2 separate regions of the Homo sapiens genome follow, and region 2 is linked to region 1. Evidence: chromatin contacts called from ENCODE Hi-C or POLR2A ChIA-PET data. All regions are on one chromosome and are shown on one strand. The core of a region is the stretch at or near the end of the contact, and the rest is flanking DNA. Distances in the headings are between cores, read along the strand shown.

Region 1 (3,773 bases), core at 771-3,270:
GCATGGTGGCGGGCGCCCGTAATCTCAGCTACTCGGGAGGCTGAGGCAGGAGAATCGCTGGAACTCGGGAGGTGGAGGTTGCAGCGAGCTGAGATCCCACCATTGCACTCTAGCCTGGGTGACAACAGCGAGACTCCATCTCAAAAAAAAAAAAAAAAAAAAGTAACAAGGAACCAGATTTTGAAGAAAGGGCTCAAAACCATCATGAGAAATGGGAAGTCAGGGCAGCCTCATGGCAAGGCCTGAGGTCAAATGCCATCTGACCTCCCTCACTTACTTACTGTTTTATCCTCAACAAGTTACTTAGTCTCTGAGATTCAGTTTCCTGACTGGTAGAAGGTATCTATCCAGGCCCGGCACAGTGGCTCACACCTGTAATCTCAGCACTTTGGGAGGCCGAGGCGGGTGGATCACTTGAGGCCAGGAGTTCAAGACCAGTCTGTCCAACATGGCGAAACCCCATCTCTATTAAAAATACAAAAATTGGCCAGGCGCAGTGGCTCATGCCTGTAAACCCAGCACTTTGGGAGGCCAAGGGGGGCGGATCATGAGGTCAGGAGTTGGAGACCATCCTGGCTAACACAGTGAAACCCCATCTCTACTAAAAATACAAAAAAATTAGCCGGGCATGGTTGCGGGCGCATGTAGTCCCAGCTACTCAGGAGGCTGAGGCCGGAGAATGGCGTGAACCCTGGAAGAAGAGGTTGCAGTGAGCCCAGATCGCGCCACTGCACTCCAGCCTGGGCGATAGAGCGAGACTCTGTCTCAAAAGAAAAAAAAAAAAAATTAGCCAGGCATGTAGTACCAGCTACAGTGTGCCTGTAATCCCAGCCACTCGGGAGGCTGAGGCAGGAGAATCACTTGAACCCGGGAGGTAGAGGTTGCAGTGAGCCGAGATCATGCCACTGCACTCCAGCCTGGGTGACTGAGCGAGACTGTGTCTCAAAAAAAGAAGGCATGTATCCAAATCACAAGGTTAAAAGAGATAAAGCATGCGAGTAAAATAAAGCAAGCCAGTCAGTGTGGGTTGCTTCTTCCTCCCAGTGAAGGAGCTCTTTGTCAGAGGTCCTTGGATCTGTCCAATCTGTACCTGGAAAGGTTATTACCTGTAGGATCCTTACAGCCACACCTGGCACACTCTGTGATCACTACCACCATCTTTGTTGCTATTATTTATGATCATGATTATACAATGGGTTTCTTTTCTTTCTTTCTTTTTTTTTTTGAGCCACCGCACCCGGCCTGTATGTTTCTAACCTTCACAACCCCAATGTAAATACCAGCTGTTCTGAATCCTTCAGCCTGTGCCACATAAGCACAGACCCAAAAACATTGTGTAACCTCAGATCAAGGTCCAGAACTTTGTCCCCTAACCTCCTGCGGGTCTATGGATTTTTTTTTTTTTTTTTTTTTTTTTTTTTGAGACTAAGTCTTGGTCTATCGCCCAGCCTTCCAGGCTGGAGTACAAATGGCATGATCTCGGCTCACTGCAACCTCCACCTCCTGGGTTCAAGCGATTCTCCTGTCTCAGCCTCCCCAGTAGCTGGGATTACAGAGGTACATCACCACGCCCGGCTAATTTTTGTATTTTTAGTAGAAACGGGGTTTCACCATGTTGGCCAGGCTGGTCTCGAACTCCTGACCTCGTGATCCGCCAAAAGTGCTAGGATTACAGGTGTGAGCCGCCACGCCTGGCAGGGTCTACGGATATTATTAGCATAGTCAGGACTTCAATTTTCTTTATCCTGAAAACCAGGTTAACAAAAATCCTTAGGAGAAGGTAAAATACACCATGGTGCTCAAGCACTGGGGACCTGGCACGCACTAGGCGCTCTGCATGCCCACAGGAGTGCTCTAGACGGCTTCTAAGCTTCCTTCTTGGAATTCCAATCTAATAAATGAGCTAACTCCGCCCCAGCCCCTTAGTCCCTCCCTGCAATCCACCTACCTCTGCAGACATCTTCTTCCAAGGAACCTTGCTTGGGAAACCCACACCAGACACATCCATCATGGCGTCTACAGCCGCATGGGCGTGCGTCCCTCTGTTTATATGGCCAGAGCCCCGCCTCGCTCCGCCCCTTTAAACTTGGTGGGCGGACCGAGGCGGGGCTCAGACCAGGCCCCACCCCGATCAGCCACGTCCATCGCCCTGATTTCCAGGCCCTCCCAGTCCCTGGGCGCACGTCCCGGATTCCTCCCACGAGGGGGCGGGCTGCGGCCAAATCTCCCGCCAGGTCAGCGGCCGGGCGCTGATTGGCCCCATGGCGGCGGGGCCGGCTCGTGATTGGCCAGCACGCCGTGGTTTAAAGCGGTCGGCGCGGGAACCAGGGGCTTACTGCGGGACGGCCTTGGAGAGTACTCGGGTTCGTGAACTTCCCGGAGGCGCAATGAGCTGCATTAACCTGCCCACTGTGCTGCCTGGCTCCCCCAGCAAGACCCGGGGGCAGATCCAGGTGCGGGGGCCAGCCCTGCGCGTGGCTGGGGATGAGGTGGTCGTGGTGATAGCCTGTGTCCAGGCATCCGCGCAGGGCGGGCCCTCAAATGACCTCACCTTCTCTCCTAGGTGATTCTCGGGCCGATGTTCTCAGGAAAAAGGTAATGGCTTCGCGGGGCTGGGGTGGAGCTCCTTCCTCTTCTCCGGGGACCCCTTGTCCCGTCCCTCCCCTCCCCTTCCCTCCCCTCCCCTCCCCTCCCCTTCCCTTCCCTCCCCTTCCCTTCCCCTAGAAGGACCAGCACAGCCTCCTACAGCTCCCGCCTGGGGTGCTCCTCCCTTGAATTCAGTCCAGGAGGAAGTCTCTGCCCTCTTCTGCCCAGGCCAAGCCCCTCGTCCTGTGTGGACGCCACTCCCTCCTGGAGCTGGTGACAGCTGCTTACAGCTTAGCTGTCTTCCCCACCAAGTCCTCTGAGAAGGTGGCAACCAGTTGTGTCCCCTGTAGGCCAGGCCTTTTTGTACACCCCTATTCAATGTGGCTGTTTCCTTCTAAGGCCAAGGAAACGTAGTCGCTTTCTAAACCAAGGAGTCTGAAGCCGTGGAGCCTCTGCTCTCCTGAGGTGATAGAACCATTCCCTGACCCGGGTGGGGCTAGTGAGTTTCTTGAGTAAACTACCCACGCACCATTCTTTTTGTTTTGTTTTTGTTCTTCTAGAGGTAGGATCTTGCTATGTTGCCCAGGCTGGTCTCAAACTCCTGGGCTCAAGCAATTCTCTCACCTCAGCCTCCCAAGTAGCTGGGACTACAGGCGTGCACCCCCCCGCCTCCACCCAGCTAATTTTATTTTATTTTTATAGAGCTGGGGTCTTGCTATGTTGCCCAAGCTGGTCTTGAACTCCTGGTCTCAAGCAATCCTCCTACTTCAGCATCCCAAAGTGCTGGGATTACAGATGTTAGCCACCATGCCCTGCCCCAACATTCTTTTATGGCCCTGGGGATCACTTCAGCTCAAACCCCTTGCTCAGGAAGATGTGGCTCAGAGTTGGACTTCTTGGACCCAGAAGCAAGTGCTTTTGACGCTGCACACAAAGACTTTCTGAAATTAATTTAGAAAAGCTGTATGCCAGGTGTGGTGGCCCACGCCTTTAATCCCAGCGCTTTGGAAGGCTGAGGTGCGTTGATCACTTGAGGTTAGGAGTTTGAGACCACCCTGGTCAACGTGGTAAAACCCCATCTCTACTGAAAAAAAAAACCAAAAATTATCTGGGCATGGTGGCAGCCTCCTGTAATCCCAGCTACTCGGGAGGTTGAGGCAGGAGAATCTCTTGAACCCGGAAGGCAG
Region 2 (3,773 bases), core at 557-3,056, 150 kb before region 1:
ATCCTCAAGGAAAATTAATAAAATATTGAACTCATCCCCATGCCCAGTCCAACTAACTCAGTTCACTGCCCAGAAAAATAAATATTATCCACAAGTGGCTACTAATTCTTTAATTAACTAGATAGCTGAATTGAATAGTTTTATTTATAACTTGGATTATTGCTGTAGAATACGGGTTAAAAGGTTTGGCAAGAGCTACCCAAACTTGGGATGGAAATCTGCTGAGAGGAGCCTAGTCTGCTGAGAGAGAGAGAAAGAAAGTACCATTCAAATATGAGCCCAGGGAGAGGCAGGAAACCACTTTCTCCCCAGGACTCTGTACTACAATCTTTCAGGGCGTGCTGGACAGGTGAGGGGAAACCTAAACGCGCCAATGCCCTCCTTCATGAATAAGTAACAGCCGCCCAGTGCTTTGACTCATTCGTCAATAGAGAGTTCACTTCCTGACAAAGAAGCCAGCGCCTTCACACTCACATGTAAGTGACGGAGTAATCAATTGACGATTAATTACAGAGGAAGTTACCAGGAATATAGAATTGCTCTATCAAAATTCAGCGGCTAAGGCAGTATTTTTCAGGTGTGCTTCTGTTATGGAGATCAGACCTGCAGCTGAAATAAACCAGAGTGGTGGTGTTTCCTGAAAGAATATGTCTGCTCAATCTTGGGGGGCTTCCAGTTGGGGGGGGGAGCCTGGGAAGACTGGGTCAGATCCTGGTGTCATCATCCTCCGACTAGGCTGTCATTGTGTCATCTGTAAAACGAGGATGCTGACCTCTACAGAGGGCTCTGGTGAGGTCCCTGGGTTCCTGGCCTGACACATAGTGGGGGCTCAACTGGAGATTCTTCCTTCTCCTGTCACCTGCTCACCAGCACCCCCCTCTGACTGCCCCCAAACCCACTCCTCAATTCTGGAGTTGAAAGGAACCTTACAAGGCTGGTTTCTTTTACAGATGGGTACTTTGACAGACTTGGGTAATTGGGTAAAAGTCAGAGATCTCAATTTCTTTTTTAAGAGACAGGGTCAGCTGGACATGGTGGCTCATGCTTGTAATCCCAGGAATTTGGGAGGCTGAGGCAGGTGGATCACCTGTTCAAGACCAGCCTGGCCAACATGGTGAAACCCCATCTCTACTAAAATTACAAAAATTAGCCAGGCGTGGTGGCTTGCATCTGTAGTCCCAGCCACTGGGGAGATCTGAGGCAGGAGAATTGCTTGAACCCGGGAGGCGGAAGTTGCAGTGAGCCAAGATTGAGCCACTGCACTCCAGCCTGGGCGACAGAGCAAGACTCCATCTCAAGCAAAAAAGAGACAGGGTCTCACTTTGTCACCCAGGCTGGAGTGCAATGGTGTGATCATAGCTCACTGCAGTCTCAACCTCCTGAGTTCAAGTGATCCCCCAACCTCAGCCTCTCAAGTAGCTAGAACCACAGGTGTGCACTACCACGCCTGGCTGATTTTAATTTTTTTGCAGAGACGGGGGTCTCACTATGTTGCCCAGGCTGGTCTTGAACTCCTGGCCTTAAGTGATCCTCCGGCTTCGGCCTTCTGAAGTGCTGGGATTACAGGCATGAGCCACTGCACCCACCCAGTGATCTCATTTCTGAACAGGGAAGGGGCAGAGGGCCCACACAGGGAGTAGGGTTGGGGTAGAGTGAGAAGGGAAAGGAGAAGGGGAAGGTGACTGGGAATTCTCACCCATTCTCACTTCTGCTTTGTGGGTTAGAAACACTGAGCTGCCTCATCCTCCTGTCTCTGAACTTCCTTCACAGCCCATTGGGCCATTTGCATATGTCTCGTTGAAATTCCGGATCACGGCGTCACTGCCTCCTCCCCATGGCCCCCAGAGGGTGACCGGAGCATCACTAGGAGCCAAAGAATGGGGATGAGCAGTGCGGGGTAGTGTTGACCGCCCCAACTTTCCCATGGTGACTCACTCTTATTCAATAGACAGACCATTTTCCTAGAATGTTGCAACAGGGGTATTAGGGTTTTTCCAGAGCTTTCCACTCTCGATTACCCAACCCTGAGCCCCTCGCGTGGAACTCGAGGTGATCCCCGCTAGTGAGGGCTGGACATTTGCCTCTGGCCTTGGCATCCCCTTCATCTTGAACTTTCTCAAGGGGCAGAGCCAGCCTCCCGAGATGGGTTCTGTGCACCCCGGTTGTGCCCGCAGTAGGCTCCTGGACTGTTTTTCTTTCTTAATACATATTTGTTTAATGGATGGGATGACTGGAAATTACTTATCCCTGACGAAGAAACAGGAAGGCAAACAGTTTTACATTTCTTTTTACAAAAACTGTCTTGAGTTTTACCCTGTTCGTCTTTCTTCACTTTAGATTGTGAAGTTTCCAACTCTAACTCCTAAAAATCTTAGTGGAGAGATTCTAAACCCTTCGAGGGTGAGATCAAATCTCCTTCCTCCTTTCTCTCCCCAATCCCTGGTTCATAGTTATGTACTAGGTGCTTAATAGATCTTATTGTATTGGATTATTTTAAAAGTCATTATTTTATACAAAAGATTAGCTGTGCATAGTGGTGGGCGCCTGTAATCCCAGCTATTTGGGAGGCTGAAGCAGGAGAATCACTTGAACCCAAGAGGAGGAGGTTGCAGTGAGCCTGAGATCATGCCATTACGCTCCAGCCTGAGCAACAGAGTGAGACTCCATCTCAAAAAGAAAAAAAAAAAAGTTATTATTTTAAAAGTCAGCCGCTTATAGAGTCAGGCGTGTTAGGTATCATCAATGAAGCCTGGGCTGAGTTCAGGAATCCCGAACCTGTTTGGGTGCATTTGAGCTGATTGCCTTGTCAAAAAGTTCAGTAATGGCTCTGGCAAACTATGGCTTTGCGAGAGTTGGTGGAGGGGATTATAATGGTCTTTATTCCAAGGGAAAGTCTACTGCTTGAGCAGGGCACACCGGCTGGTGCCTGTAGTTCCAGGTACTCAGGAGGCCGAGGCAGGAGGATCACTTGAGCCCAGGACTTCAAGGCTGCAGTGAGTGAGCTACGATCAAGTCAATCCACTGTAGCCTGGGTGACAGAGCCAGACCCTGTCTCTCTGTCTTTCTCTCTCTTTTTTTGGGGGGGTGGGGCGGGATGGGATCTGGCTCTGTAGCCCAGGCTGGAGTGCAGTGGCAGGATCTCGGCTCACTACAACCTCCATCTCCCGATGGCGGTCTGGCCAGATGGGGTCTGGCTTTGTCACCCAGGCTGGAGTGCAGTGGCTTCATCTCTACTCACTGCAACCTCCATCAAGTGGTTCTCCTGCCTCAGCCTCCCTAGTAGCTGGGATTACAGGCGTGAGCCACCATGCCCGACCTAAGACCCTGTGTCTTAAATTTTTTTTTAAGTCTATTGTTTGAACCCCAGGAAAGGAATTTCATTGTGGGGTCACTCTTCATACAGGATGATTCCCTGTGAGTTTATAATAGCTCAGGAAGAGATACTGGAAATTATCACATAGGTACCCTATACTTTAGGGGAAATTTCTCCAAAAAGAAATGCTGGCCAAAAAAAGAAAGCTGTAGGTTCTAAAAAGGAAAATGGTAAGGTAGACCAAAAAAAATCCACAATTCAGACAATTCAATCACAAAAGATTTCTATGAGAAAGAGGCCAGGCATGGTGGCTCATGCCTGTAATCCCAGCACTTTGGGAGGCCCAGGCGGGTGGATCACCTGAGGTCAGGAGTTCGACACCAGCCTGAGCAACCTGGAGAAACCCCGTCTCTACTAAAAATAGAAAAAATTAGCTGGGTATGGTGGTGCACGCCTGTAA

What was found. A loop is a pair of places that touch in the nucleus more often than their neighbours do. ChIA-PET counts read pairs that join two places held with the same protein, here RNA polymerase II (POLR2A). Pooled maps may share reads with other maps.
Region 2: a map of endothelial cell of hepatic sinusoid shows a loop between it and region 1 (14-fold over the local background). The contact joins the enhancer-like site here to the promoter of AFMID in region 1. A Hi-C loop is called at or near these places in 1 of 168 maps with a recorded cell type or tissue (endothelial cell of hepatic sinusoid) and 4 of 50 pooled maps. POLR2A ChIA-PET finds 5 or more read pairs at or near these places in 4 of 52 experiments (HepG2, K562, Panc1 and 1 more).

Annotation. Positions count from the first base shown.
Region 1 is chr17:78,185,609-78,189,381 of GRCh38, reverse strand. It overlaps AFMID (arylformamidase), which reads right to left and starts at 2,020. Exons shown (of 11, transcript NM_001010982.5): 1 at 1,949-2,020. The coding sequence starts at 2,011. TK1 (thymidine kinase 1) reads left to right here and starts at 2,330. Exons shown (of 7, transcript NM_003258.5): 1 at 2,330-2,453; 2 at 2,564-2,595. The coding sequence starts at 2,388. RefSeq lists a silencer at 2,038-2,177.
Region 2 is chr17:78,335,669-78,339,441 of GRCh38, reverse strand. All of the region lies in intron 1 of LOC105371912 (a long non-coding RNA gene), which reads right to left. Among named protein-coding and RNA genes, the nearest start is that of SOCS3, 23 kb to the left of the region's middle. RefSeq lists a silencer at 350-459. Within about 2 kb of position 1,806, at least 8 of the 41 ENCODE cell types and tissues checked have a DNase peak (open chromatin) inside an H3K27ac peak, as active enhancers do.